Regions from separate parts of the Homo sapiens genome. Here region 1 is linked to region 2. The links are chromatin contacts, found by Hi-C or POLR2A ChIA-PET in ENCODE. All regions are on one chromosome and are shown on one strand. The core of a region is the stretch at or near the end of the contact, and the rest is flanking DNA. Distances in the headings are between cores, read along the strand shown. Region 1 overlaps GAS7 (growth arrest specific 7). Region 2 overlaps GAS7 (growth arrest specific 7).

Region 1 (6,607 bases), core at 583-3,082, 52 kb before region 2:
TGTTGCTCTCCAGGGCGTGGAGACAGCCAAGACCATCCCGGATTACATTTCTAAGTCAGTCACTCGTTGCAAGACAAGATGATAGAGATGGAGTAAACAGGGATATCGCCTGAGCCCTCGGTTTCTCAGCCAGGTATTTTTCCGCTTCTCACAGCGCATAAGGTGGGAAGGAAGTCATGGGAGCACAGCTGGATTCTGGAATGCAGCCCAACCACAGGCTCAAAATCCTCATCTGTGAACAGCTCCACTCACTACCTGGTCAGCCTCTCCGGCCTGCCCTGGGGGCCCTCACTGCCCTGCCAGTCAATTCCAAAAAGCCCTCGTGGGCTGGGCGCAGTGGCTCACGCCTGTAATCCCAACACTTTGGGAGGCCAAGGCTGGTGGATCCCTTGAGGTCCGGAGTTTGAGGCCAGCCTGGCCAACACGGTAAAACCCCGTCTCTACTAAAAATACAAAAATTAGCCAGGTGTGATGGAGGTAGTCCCAGCTACCCTGGGGGCTGAGGCAGGAGAATCATTTGAACCCAGGAGGCGGAGGTTACAGTGAGCTGAGATTGCGCCATTGCACTCCAGCCTGGGGGACAGAGTGAGACTCTGTCTCCAAAAAAAAAAAAAAAAAAAAAAGCCCTTGTGTATCTCTGGGCTGTCTTAACTTATCAGGGGGGTGGTCCTACCCCCGGGGCCCAGTTAACCATGAGGACCAAGCAGGCCCAGCGCAGGTGGCCAGCCTGTGCAGCACCTCCCAGAGGAGGCAAGTGTTCCCCTCCCACTGGACACCAGCACAACGTACACATGCCACATGGTGACATGCACTGTAAGAGGATTCTTACATCTGTCCCCAGGGACAGATGGCACTGCTGAGTGCCTTCCGGGCACTTTCAGCCATTCATTCATTTGACAAATACTTATGGAGCATATACCATGCACCAGGCGCTGTTTCTAAGTATCTGGGGGCACATCAATGAAAAAAGCAGAAGGGAAATAAACCCTTGCTTTCCTGGAGTGACGGCTCCAGCATGAGGTGGGAATGGGTTGCGGGGAGCAGACACTAAACACAATAAAAAAGTGAATTCTAAAGAATGTCAGAAGGTGATCGGGGGAATAGAACATGGTAAAGGGAATCAGGAGTTCAGGGTAGACTGGAGTGTGGGTGGCAATTTTAGAGAGTTCAAGATGTTACCCTTGCTAAAGATCTTTCTAGCTCTTCTGCTCACTGTATTGATTTATTCCTTCATTAAGTAGTTACTGAGTGCTCACCGTGGGCCTGGCCCAGGCCCTCAGTGCTCTCATGAAGCTGACATTTTATTTAAGGAGACAGAGGTTAAGACAACTAATTATAGAAAGGTTAGAAAAGAGCATGTCTCAGGGGATTCCTACGACCATGCCAATCATGACGAAACATGCTAAACAAGCTGGGGGATGCTCCCAAGAGTGTCCTTGATTCTTGTTTAAGGTCCAAGGCCCACTTCTCTCCTCCTTCCTCTCCCAACACACCACACCCTGAGTTAGTTAGAACTGCTGTCTTCTCATCTACAGGAAATCACAACTCAGTGGTTTCTCTAGAAGCTGCCCACTGTCCTTAGAACTTGCCTGGTGCCACCCCAAAGCACCTGCTGGTGTTAGGCCTCCTCAGCTAACTTGACATTCCATGCTTCAGACCCAGCATATCTTCTTTAGAAGCACCAAGTTCAACGAGTGGGTCCTTCAGGCTGTCTTCTCCTGGCAGTGCTGATCCAAGCACCTGCTGGGCGAGTTTGGTTCCTTTTGCCTGACTATTCTCACGCCCAGAGCCAGGCAGCCTGGGGACAGAGGAAGAGCAGAAGAGGATGTCACACCCAGGCACACCAGGAGGCCAAACCTGTTTGGCAGCTCAAGCCTCTGACCACAAGCTGGCACTCGCTTTCGGAAGTGCTAACCACAGGCAGGACTGCTAGTGAGCAGAGCACCAAGGGTTTTCCTGCTGGGAAGAAATGCAAGGCTGGCCTTCATGCCTGTCCCCCTGCCCCCGCCCCGTGACAATCCCCCCCCAGCTCTGGACCCGCCCATCTCTTCCCACTCCATATCCAGCTGGAAGTGCTGGTCCAGGCCCCAGTAGAAGACACAGCTACCAACAGAAGGTACGGCCACCAGGAGCCAGGCCAGCCACCGGCCACCTCCCTCCATTCTTGCAGAAATGCTTCCGCTCTCATCTTCCTCAAAAGTTGGGAGGATTTGAGAGCAGCCAGAGTGTTAGCTGTGGAGGATGGGGGGCCACTGCCTTTCCTCCTGGTTCCTCTGCTGAGTCTCCCACAAATGGTTCCACGAGACCAGGACGGACTCAATCCTAAGAGTACGAGTAGAAGGTCTGTTCTCAAAAGCACAGTGAAGGGAGGCCAAGGCGGGTGGATCACCTGAGGTCAGGAGTTCGAGACCAGCCTGGCCAACATGGCGAAAACCCCGTCTCTACTAAAAATACCAAAACTAGCTGGGTGTGGTGGCAGGTGCCTGTAATCCCAGCTACTCGGGGTGCTGAGGCAGTAGAATCGCTTGAACCTGGGAGGCGGAGGTTGCAGTGAGCCAAGATCGCGTCATTGCACTCCAGCCTGGGGGACAAGAGTGAGACTTTGTCTCAAAAACAAAACAACAACAACAACAAAAAAGCACAGCGAAGATTCTCAGGAGGGCTGCTCAGGAGCCTGCACCCTCCAACAGCTTCCCACGTGGGCAGCCGGGGGAGAGGAAAGGGCAGGCTGCTAGGGGGAGGGAGGGTGGAGAACGGCAGCTACGGCAGCTGCCCCCACCCCTCCTCTCATCCTTTCTCACCATTTCCTTCCTTCACAACTGCCACATGAAAGCAAAGGCCCACTGGAACCCCAAGGTGGGCACGCAGATGAGTTTCGGATGGCAGGAGTGGCAGAGCTGCAGGAGCTGCAACGGTCCTCCATCTCCTCTCTACGGGCTGGGGTGCAGAAGATTGGAATGTATACAGCCGCCAGTGGTTAAGAGCTTGGGCTCTAGGCCAGGAACTGTGGCTCTCGCCTGTAATCCCAGCACTTTGCGAGGCCGAGGAGGGTGGATCACCTGAGGTCGGGAGTTTGAGACCAGCCTGGCCAACATGGTGAAACCCCGTCTCTACTAAAAATACAAAAATTAGCCGGACGTGGTGGCATGCACCTGTAGTCCCAGCGACTTGGGAGGCTGAGGCAGGAGAATCGCTTGAACCCGGGAGGCAGAGATTGCAGTGAGCCAAGACTGGGCCACTGCACTCCAGCCTGGGCAACAGAGCAAGACTCTGCCTCAAAAAACAAATAAAAAATTTAAAAATTTAAAAAAAGAACTTGGGCTCTGGAGAGAGATGGCCTGGTTCTGCTACTCACTGGCTGGGTGATGCTGGGGAAATTATTAAACTGCTCTGTGCCTCAGTTTCCCCATGTGTCAAACAGGCATAAGAATACTACTTACAGGTCTATTGTGAGGATTAAATGAGTGAATGAAGGTCCAGTGCTTAGGCCAGTGTCTGGAAAATCATATTATGTAAATGCTGTCTATTATTATTAAATGCTCCTGAATCGACAGATCTGTTTTTAAAAATTCTCTCCACCCACGAAACGATTTGTTCACCTGTGGGTTGAGGAGATAAGTAAAAGCATGGGGTATTGAAGATGCAACCTCAGACCACCAAGCATGCTTCCCTGTACCCCGTCAACCTCTCCCTTGGGCTTCCCCAGCCCCAAGCCTCCCAAAAAAGTCTCACAAGCTCAGAAGATGCCTGGGTGCCACCAGTACCCCAGCATGGAATGCACCCCCTCCCACAGTCATCTCAGAAACCACTGAGACCAGTTCTCATGGGGGACTTTGGAAGGTAGTGGGCCCAGGCTACCTGGAACCTCCAAAAACACGTGCCTCGCCTCCAACAAAGGCACTGAGGCACAATCCGAAGGCCAGCCATACAACTTCCACACTCAAACGGCACACACCAAGGCCCAAAATAGCATCAGCACCATCATCAACGAGATGTAAACAGAGGGAGGACACGACTCACTCCTCCTCGTACAGTGTGACCTGCATCTCCCGGGAGCACACTTTTATCTGTGCACACCGGTGGTACCCACCCAGGAGATGATGCTTCTGAAACTCCTAAGGCCCCAAAACCAGCCAGCCCCTGTGTTTTCATTCATCCTTCCCTCCCACTGAGGGGTTGCAAACAGAGCTCTGTCTTTAGCCAGCATCTTCTAGAAACCCTCATCCTTCCTCTCCCTCCCAGACACGTGCACACTGAGATCGAGACCCAGACAGCCTCCGTTCTAGGCACTTTCCCAGTCAGTTTATGTGATGGCCCTATTCAAATACTCAAAAACACACCCATTTTCTCAGAACAAAGCGAGAAAGGCCCCCTGGGACCCGACTCAACAACAACTCCCTAGCAGAAGGAGCCTCGCCCTCCCTGGCGCCCTCCCTCACCCTCCCTGGCTGACTGCTGGTTTGATTAACAGCCATGAAGAGGGGGGTTGAAAGCCTACCCCCACTTGTGGTGAAAAGCCCCAGCTTTCAATCACAACTCCTCCATATGGCAAGTTATTTACCTCCACGGAGCCTTGGTTTTTTACCCATAAACCCAAAACACTACCTCAGACAGTTGTACAATTAACTGAAATATCTAGAACAGTGCAAGCTGAAGATCTTTTTTTTAAGGCTGGCTGGGAGACCCCATGTTTAAACATAAAATAAATAAAATGAAGTTTTTATATATTTTTATTTATTGATTTTGAGACAGAGTCTCACTTTGTCACCCAGGTTGGAGTGCAGTGGCGTGATCATGGCTCATTGTAGCCTCAACCTCCTGGGCTCTGAGCAATCCTCCCACCTCAGCCTCCTAAGTAGCTGGGACTACAGGTGCACACCACCACGCCTGGCTGATTTTTTTAGATTTTGAGGTGACGGGGTCTCACCATGTTGCTCAGGCTGGTCTCAAACTCCTGGGCTCAAGCAATCGGCCTGCCTTGGCCTACCCAAAGTGCTGGGATTCCAGGCATGAGCCACTGCATCCGGCCTTCAGGTGGGGCATGTGCTCTCCAGGTTGTGGTGGGCCTCAAGACTCACTGGAGTCACCTGTCAGACTCTGGAAAGCATTGTTTGTCATCCTACTTAGAGCTGTGGTCCAGAGCATGTTAAAACACAGACAGCTGGGCTCCACTGCCGGGTTCTGAGCCAGCAGGTCTGGGGCAGGACCTGGGAATATGCAGCTCCATCCAACAAGTTCCCAAGAGATGCTGGTTCTGTTGCTGCTGGTCCAGGGACCACACTTTAAGAAGCCCTACCCTAGAATCTGAAGGCTGGAAAGTACATTAAAGGTCACCCAGAATGGTTCCAAGAGGAGCCAGAATGTACCCATGCCTCTTGCCTGGTCCAGTCCTGCTGTTGATCTGACTCTCAGCTCTTCCATCTTGAGCCTCAGACACAGGCAGGGCTAAGGGTGAAAGCCCCAAAACTCTGATCATCACTCAAACAATCTGTGGCCCCTACTGGTCCTGTTTATCATCTCTCAGCACTTTTGGGGTCCCCAGGCTGTTGCCTCCAACCTCCAGCCACCAGCCCTCACCTAGAGCTTGCTCCCCCAACAAACGTGGGCTCCATTCTGCCCGTCCAGGAATAGACACCAGTGGCTGGAGGAATCAAGGCAGGGAGGTTGGAGTCCAAGGCCCACAGGTAAGAGGAGGGGCGCAGCAGAGCCCTGGAACAGCTGATTTGAGACAAGCCCCTCCATCTTGAGCAGAGCCTGGAGACAGTGGTTTTCCTGGAGGGGGGCCCCGGACAGACACACACTGTACCCAGTGTCCGGGCCACACAATGCACAAGAGGCCAGTGGGGCAGGCAGCCAGGGCCCACTCATGCCAGTACCATCTGGGAGCCCTTGCCAGGCCTCGCAGGGCTGGCTGAAGAAGCTGGACTCTGTCCTGGGGCACAGTCGTGCTCTATTCTTATCTCAAGGGGGAATGTGTGACTCTCCTTCCCGTGAATGGGGGCCCCTGAGGAGGCGGAGTGGGAAACAGAGCCGCCACTGTGCCTGGGCGGGCTCCCCGCGCGGCTCCCAGCTCCAACCAGCCCCTCGTGGCGGGGCCTTGCACTCAACAAGAAAAGGCCAAGCTGAAGGTGGACATGGAAATGACAGTCCAGAGCCCAGTGCAAACTGCCCCTCCCTCACTCTGCAAGACTTGAGCCCGTGAGGCCTGACCAGAAACACACACTCACTCCCTGGAGAGACCCAATGGGACGGGCTCCTAAAGGAAAGCGCAGCCTCCACACAACACAGTTCCTTACTAAATCTCGAAGGAAGGAACCCAGACATCCTAGGCACCCCACACATGCGCACAAATCCCCACTGGCAGATCGGGGCTCTGGCCTGCCTAGCTCCCACAGCACACCATTTGCAGGTGGCTACAGATCTCATGATTTGCTGGCTCTCTTTCGGCCTGCAAATGCCAGGCTTAGCCAGCGAATGGGGCACTGGATATTCTCAAGGACTTGGTACAACCTTTCTAAAGAGCAGTGTGGGGCCGGGCACAGTGGCTCACGCCTGTAATCCCAGCAGTTTGGGGGGGAGCTGAGGCATGTGGATCACCTAAGGTCGG
Region 2 (6,680 bases), core at 1,700-4,199:
TTGAACATGGGAGGCAGAGCTTGCAGTGAGCCGAGATCACGCCACTGCACTCCAGCGTGGGCGACAGAGTGAGACTCCATCTCAAAAAAAAAAAAAAAATTAGTAATTAGGCCAGGTGCAGTGGCTCACGCCTGTAATCCAGCACTTTGGGAGGCCGAGGCAGGCAGATCACAATGTCAGGAGTTTGAGATCAGCCTGGCCAACATGGTGAAACCCTGTCTCTACTAAAAATACAAAATAGCCAGGCATGGTGGCGCGCACCTGTAATCCCCGCTACTCTGAAGCAGGAGAATCACTTGAACCCAGGAGGCAGAAGTTGCAGTGAGCCAAGATCATGTCATTGCACTCCAGCCTGGGCAACAAGAGCAAGACTTCGACTCAAAAAAAAAAATTAATTAATAATTTTAAAAGTTCACATTTACACTCAGCACAATGTAAAACCTTGTAGACAGTACCTCCTTCCCTAAAACTTCTTGTGGGTTAAGCCTGCCAGTGAAGTCTGGGTGGGGTTACGGACAGGCAAACACAGCCATGCTACAGTTTATGCTGTTTGTAATGAAACAGATGCTAACAACACCAGGAAGGGTGCGTCATCCCTGAGGCTTTGACCATATCTCAGATGGTCCCTGATGGTTTTCCATTCCTTGAGAGCTGCAGATAAGGTCAATGTCCCGATGACTCCATGGCTGCCTTCACTGAACCCAGGGAGAACTGTCTGGTTTCCTGGTTTTCCGCCCACTCTTTGGTTGCTCCTTCTCCTTTACAGTTGGCTTGCTCTGCCCAGTCCTCTTAATTTGGGGTGCCTCCAGGCCCCATCCCCAGACCTCTTCTCCATCCACCCCACTCCTTAGGTGATCTCATCCAGTACAGCGGCTTGAAGACTATCTACGCCATAACGACTTCAAATTTATACCTACCTTGAATTAAGAGTCCTCTTTCCAAATGCCTACTCACTATCATTACTTGAACATATATAGGAATCTCAAACTTAACTCTTGATTTCCTCCCCAAACCTGCTGCTTCCGTTCCTCACCTTCTCATTTCAAACCAGCTCCTTCCTCCCATTTGCTTATGCCAAAAACCTTGAAACTCGCTTTGAGTTCTCTCTCAAACCTTATACGTGCAACCCATTACCAAATCCCATTGGTCTCGCTCTCAAAATACATCCAAAATCCAGTGGTGACAGCCATGTCACAGCCAGCATCAGCTCTTGCTTATATTACTGCAATAACCACCTTACTTGTCTCCCTCCTTCTACCCTCTGCTCCCCCCTCCATCCCCCCATCATTCATTCCCAAGAGAGCAGCAGAGTGATCCTTGTAAACATCCAGCTGGCTCAAGTCACTCCTCTGCTCAATGGCTCCCCTGACACTCAGGGTAAATGTCAGATCCTTGTGAGGGTCTCAAAAGCCCTCGTGCTTTGGCCCCACCCACCCCTCAGTCTGGTCACCTCTCTGTCCCCATCTCCAACACTCCCCACACCACACACACTCACTCTGCCCCAGCCACACTGACCTCCTTGCTGTTCCCTGACCACTCCAGGAATGCTCTGGCCTCAGGGCCTTTGCACATGCTGTTCTGTTTTCTGGCTGGAATGCTCTTCTCTCAGCAATCCACGTGCTTACTCCATCGTATCTTCCAGGGCTTTGCACAGATGCCCTCTCCTAATGAGACCTTCTCTGCCCATCCCATTTAAAATGACACATTTTCTAGATCACCATGCAGTTTGCTTAGTTTTCCTTGCTATCTGTCACCCCTAACTAAAATGTAAACTCTATAAAGTCAGGATGTCTGTGGTTTTACTACTACTACATCTCCTACTTTCCAGGTTGTGCCCTGCACACGGCTGGCACTGAACGAGCGTTTGTTCAGTGAATGAGCCCCGTATCTTGTTAATCTGCTGAAAGGTTCCAATGAGAAAGAAAGTGGCCTTTTAAACTTACATCTTCTGCCCAGCAGCTCTGTCACCTCGGAGGTGGTCTCTGAGCTTAGAAGTATCCCTCTGCCACACATAAATACCATCACAGATCCCTGAACAACTCAAAGGCCAGCTGGCACTTTCTGTGGCTGAGCCAGCGAACCACTGGGATCAATTGTCTTCTAAGCTCAGCAATTTGCCTAAGTCCCAGCCAAGGGCAAAAGTCCTCCTAACTCCCAGGCACCATTTCTCTCTCTGTAGCTTCACTTGAGCCGCAAAGAATCCAGGATCCCTCAAGCTCTGAGTTCCATTCATGGAAAATCCTAAAACTTCCTTCATCCCTTCAGTCAGAATCTTTTCCTCTTTTGGTTTGGAAGAAACCCAGAGGTGTTAAAACTGAACATCTTGACCGAATTTCCTCCGGGCAAGCTTTCCCCAAGCTCGCTTACTCCAACACACCAGCCCCTCCTGCCAGACCCAGTCAGAGCCAGACTTTTGAGTAACTTGGTCCAAGCAGGGCTCTGACAGCGAACCCAGAACCCCATTCACAGCTGGCTCCCTGCCTGTCACCAAGAATAGCTCCTTAAATCAGGTCTTCGGGTAACAAATGAGGAACACATCAATTTAGCAGGAAATCGGCTTCCCTTGAAGCGTCTCTGAAGTTTGTTGAGACAAAAGGAATCTACAGTGCTTGAGTAATAGGAAAGACCACCTGCAACTTTTACAGAACTTCTTTTGGACTTGAAAATTCTAAGACGCTAGGGGGAAGAAATCTCGAAAATGAACAAGATCCAAATGCATAAGGATTCATTTCCCATCTCCCTAAATAATCACAGCCACATGCTTCTTATCTGCCATAAAAACCAGGCAGTCCGTGTAAGGGACGGGTGAAGCAGTGAAGAACGCTGGTCCTAAGCAGTGTTGAAACCTCTGATTGGTTGTGTGTCCTGAGCAAATTCTTTGACCTCTCTGAGCCTTTATCTGAGAAATGGAATCCACCTCGCCAGGCTGTTGATAAGATTACATGAGAAATCCTGCATGAAAGCCCTCTGTAACCGCTATAGGACTAAACAAGTGACGTTTCAACACACACAGGAAATGCCACTTAAGTTCAGAACTCTCTGAGGGGCACCAGGAGCAAGCACAAAAATAAAAGACTGTCATCACTTTTGTCTTCAAGAAGCTTCAAGTTCAGCTGGGAAAACAGCACACACAGGACAGCGGATGATCTAGCATTCGCAAAAGCAACATACTAAGAAAAGCATACACCTCCATCTGCTGCTTTCCCCTAAGTGTCCCTCGGGTCTGCTTGTTTGGATTCTAATATCTGCCTAACTACCCATCAATCTGGCTACTTCCTGGACTGCAAAAGACCTCAAAGCTATGTGTAAAAGAAGTCTCTAAATCTAAGCCAGATAGGATGGCCTGCCATGGCAGCCCTCATTCCACTCCTCAGGTCCAGTCCTGGTTGACTTCACCTCATCACCCACCAGCCAGTGCAGCTAACCTCCTTCCTCTGCCGCATGTCCGGCCCTGCCCAAGGATTCCCCAGGGGGCAGCCAATCATCTTGTTCACCTCCAGCACAGCACTGTGCATAACACTCTGTATTGCTCTCAACTTTGCCCCCAGGCCAGCTGAAAGCAGAGGAAAGAAGAAAGGAAAACAGAATTCAAATGGAGCAATTAGCAAAAGGAGAAATGAGGAAGCAGATTAAAAAAAAAGAAGAAGAAAAAAAAAGAAACAGAAAGGGAGACAATCAAAGAAAAAATGAGGAACATACAGAACTATCACTTGACATCTGACTTTATAGCTTAGGAAGGGCTTAACCTCACATTCTGTGGCTTGCGCCTCTTACAACATTCTGCAGGGCTGAGTAAGCAAGGCAGGGAATTTTACACCCATTTAGGAAATGAGCAAACTAAGGCTTGACAGACTTTAATGAAGCGCTTTGTAGCCAGAGCCCCTCACTGCCTACCTTCTTATTTCTCAAGTGCCTTTTCCATTGCCAGTAACCCATGCAGTCTCAACAAAAGACTAAAGATTCAGCATCTGGAGGCAGAACTGAAGACCAGAAAAAGAAGTGGATGGTGTTATTCACAACAGCCAAAACATGGGAACTAGCCAAGTGTCCATCAACTGATGGATGGATAAACAAATGTGGTATATCCATGCAATGGAGTATTATTCAGTCATGAAAAGCAATGAAGTACTGATACACGTCACTACGCAAATGAACCCTGAAGACATCATGTCAACGGAAATAAACCAAATACGAAGTCCACCCATTCTGATTCCATTTCTGTGAAACACCTAGAATAGGCAGATGCATAGAACCAGAAAACAGATGAGTGGTCGCCTGATGCTGGGGGCGGGCGAAGGGAGGAGAATGGGGAGTGGCTGCTTAATGAGTATGGGTTACTTTCGGGATGATGAAACTTCTGGAACTGGATAATGGTGGTGGCTGTATAACACTGTGAATGTACCAAATGCCACTGAACATTAAAATGGTGAATTTCATGTTATGTGAATTTTAACACAACTTTTTTTAAAAGTAGAAGGGGAGGCGGGGAAGAGGGAGAGAAAAAAAATGAAGAGAAGGAGGAATGATTCCTAGGTAAGTAATGAGTTTCCCGAAATCAGGGACCCGAGGAGCTCTGAGGTATAAAAAGAGACCCTCTCTCGGCCAGGCGCGGTGGCTCACGCCTATAATTCCAGCACTTTGGTAGGCAGAGATGGGCGGATCACAAGGTCAGGAGATCAAGACCATCCTGGCTAACACGGTGAAACCCCGTCTCTACTAAAAATACAAAAAATTAGCCGGGTGTGGCAGCGGGTGCCAGTAGTCCCAGCTACTGGGGAGGCTGAGGCAAGAGAATGGCGTGAATGCGGGAGGGGGAGCTTGTAGTGAGCCGAGATCGTGCCACTGCACTGCAGCCTGGGGGACAGAGCTAGACTCCGTCTCAAAAAAAAAAGAAAAAAAAAGAGACCCTCTCTCCTTTTATACTGAGGAGGTAACATAATGCTGGGTTTGCCCTTCATGGGGGTGGGAGGTGGCTGCAGACCCAAAGAACCAGCAGCAGCAGCCTGGAAAGGGAACAGAGCCATGAGCACAGGGAGACGGTGGAGGGATGAAGCTGACATCTTCACAGGAAAACCAGCTGATCTCTCCCTGAAGATCTCCTTGGTGTGTACTCACCTGTCCTTTATACTGGCTGAACTGTTCATTCCCACATATGAATAAGTGAATAACATGAGTAAGTGCCCAACCCTGGGCCAGGCACTGTCATAGGCGTTTCAGGACACTAATGATGGAATCCCTGGCCTCATTAAGCAAACCCTCTGGAGGGTGACAACGTTCAAACTCATAGGCTGCTAGGACTTAGTGTAATATAGTCTGTGGCTCAATTCACCCAGTGTAAACAAAAGCTAATAAAGGAATCTTTCTTCTCTGATTTTTAACACATGTTAATCACATTTGGGGACTGAGTAGAGATTAGAGGGATATAGGGGATGCAGTCTGTAGAACAAACAGCAACTCACCTTGCAGGGTGAGCACTAAACAGAGACCTGGATGCAGAAAACCAGCTATTTTAATTAAAAATTCTGGCCAGGCGCGGTGGCTCACATCTATAATCCCAGCACTCTGGGAGGCCGAGACGGGCGGATCACGAGGTCAGGAGATGGAGACCATCCTGGCTAACATGGTGAAACCCCGTCTCTACTAAAAATACAAAAAATTAGCCGGGCGCAGTGGCGGGCGCCTGTAGTCCCAGCTACTCGGGAGGCCGAGGCAGGAGAATGGCGTGAACCCAGGAGGCGGAGCTTGCAGTGAGCTGAGATCGCACCACTGCACTCCAGCCTGGGCGGCAGAGCGAGACTCCGTATCAAAAAAAATAATTAAAAAAAATAAAAAACAATTCTGGATTGAAGCCCAGAGTGAGGAATTTGACTTCAGGCCCCAGGTTCAGACAGAATTCTTCCAAAAGACACGTGCCAGTGCCTTCACGGGCTTTGACCTGATGCAGCTCTGCCCTCATGCAGCTCACATTCCTTTCTCTGAGACAGGGTCTCACTCTGTCACCCAGGCTGGAGTGCAGTGGCACAATCACAGCTCACTGCAGCCTCGGCCTCCTGGACTCAAGCGATACTCCCACATTAGACTTCCGAGTAGCTGGGACCACACGTGCATGCCACCACGCCTGGCTAATTTTTTATTTTCTATAGAGATGGGGGTCTCACTATGTTGCCCAGGCTGGTCTCGAAATCCTGGGCTCAAGTGATGCTCCTGCCTCGGCCTCCCAAAGTGTTGGGATTATGGGCACGAGCCACCACGCGCGGCCTGGAGTTCACATTCTAATGATAATAAGGTAAAGAAGTGAACTATATAACCCTTCAGCTAGGAATACATGTTAGTAAGAAAAATGGGACAAGCAAACTGTCCCTAGGTCCCTATGTTTTTTCAAGGTTTTGATCCCATGTGGAACTATGTAAATAAGTTGCCTACCCAAGCCCAGGGTAAGGGGCTTGTGTGAGTTTGCTGGGGCTGCCACAAAAAAGAATCATAGACTGGGTGGCTTAAACCACTGAAATTTATTTCCTCACAGTTCTAGAAGCTGGGAATCCAAGCTCAAGGTTGCTTGTAAGGCTTCTCCCCACTGGCTTACAAACAGCCGTCTTCTCCCTATGTCTTCACACGGTTTTCCCTCTGTGTGTATCTGTGTCCTCATTTCCCTTTCTTAAAAGGACACCAGTCATACAGGA

The links. Hi-C counts contacts between places; a loop is a spot of excess contacts on that map. ChIA-PET counts read pairs that join two places held with the same protein, here RNA polymerase II (POLR2A). Pooled maps may share reads with other maps.
Region 1: a loop to region 2 is called in a map of CD8-positive, alpha-beta T cell, with 3 times the contacts of the local background. The contact joins two enhancer-like sites. A Hi-C loop is called at or near these places in 8 of 168 maps with a recorded cell type or tissue (CD14-positive monocyte, CD4-positive, alpha-beta T cell, CD8-positive, alpha-beta T cell and 4 more) and 9 of 50 pooled maps. POLR2A ChIA-PET finds 5 or more read pairs at or near these places in 6 of 52 experiments (A549, AG04449, AG04450 and 3 more).

The regions. Positions count from the first base shown.
Region 1 is chr17:10,118,104-10,124,710 of GRCh38, forward strand. All of the region lies in intron 1 of GAS7 (growth arrest specific 7), which reads right to left. Among named protein-coding and RNA genes, the nearest start is that of GAS7, 77 kb to the right of the region's middle. RefSeq lists enhancers at 1-224, 755-1,282, 1,457-2,415. Within about 2 kb of position 1,833, at least 24 of the 41 ENCODE cell types and tissues checked have a DNase peak (open chromatin) inside an H3K27ac peak, as active enhancers do; they include CD14-positive monocyte, CD8-positive, alpha-beta T cell and natural killer cell, where a contact is called at or near this core.
Region 2 is chr17:10,168,887-10,175,566 of GRCh38, forward strand. The region is part of intron 1 of GAS7 (growth arrest specific 7); the gene reads right to left. Among named protein-coding and RNA genes, the nearest start is that of GAS7, 26 kb to the right of the region's middle. RefSeq lists enhancers at 1,937-2,763, 2,764-3,589, 4,417-5,242. Within about 2 kb of position 2,950, at least 11 of the 41 ENCODE cell types and tissues checked have a DNase peak (open chromatin) inside an H3K27ac peak, as active enhancers do; they include CD14-positive monocyte, CD8-positive, alpha-beta T cell and natural killer cell, where a contact is called at or near this core.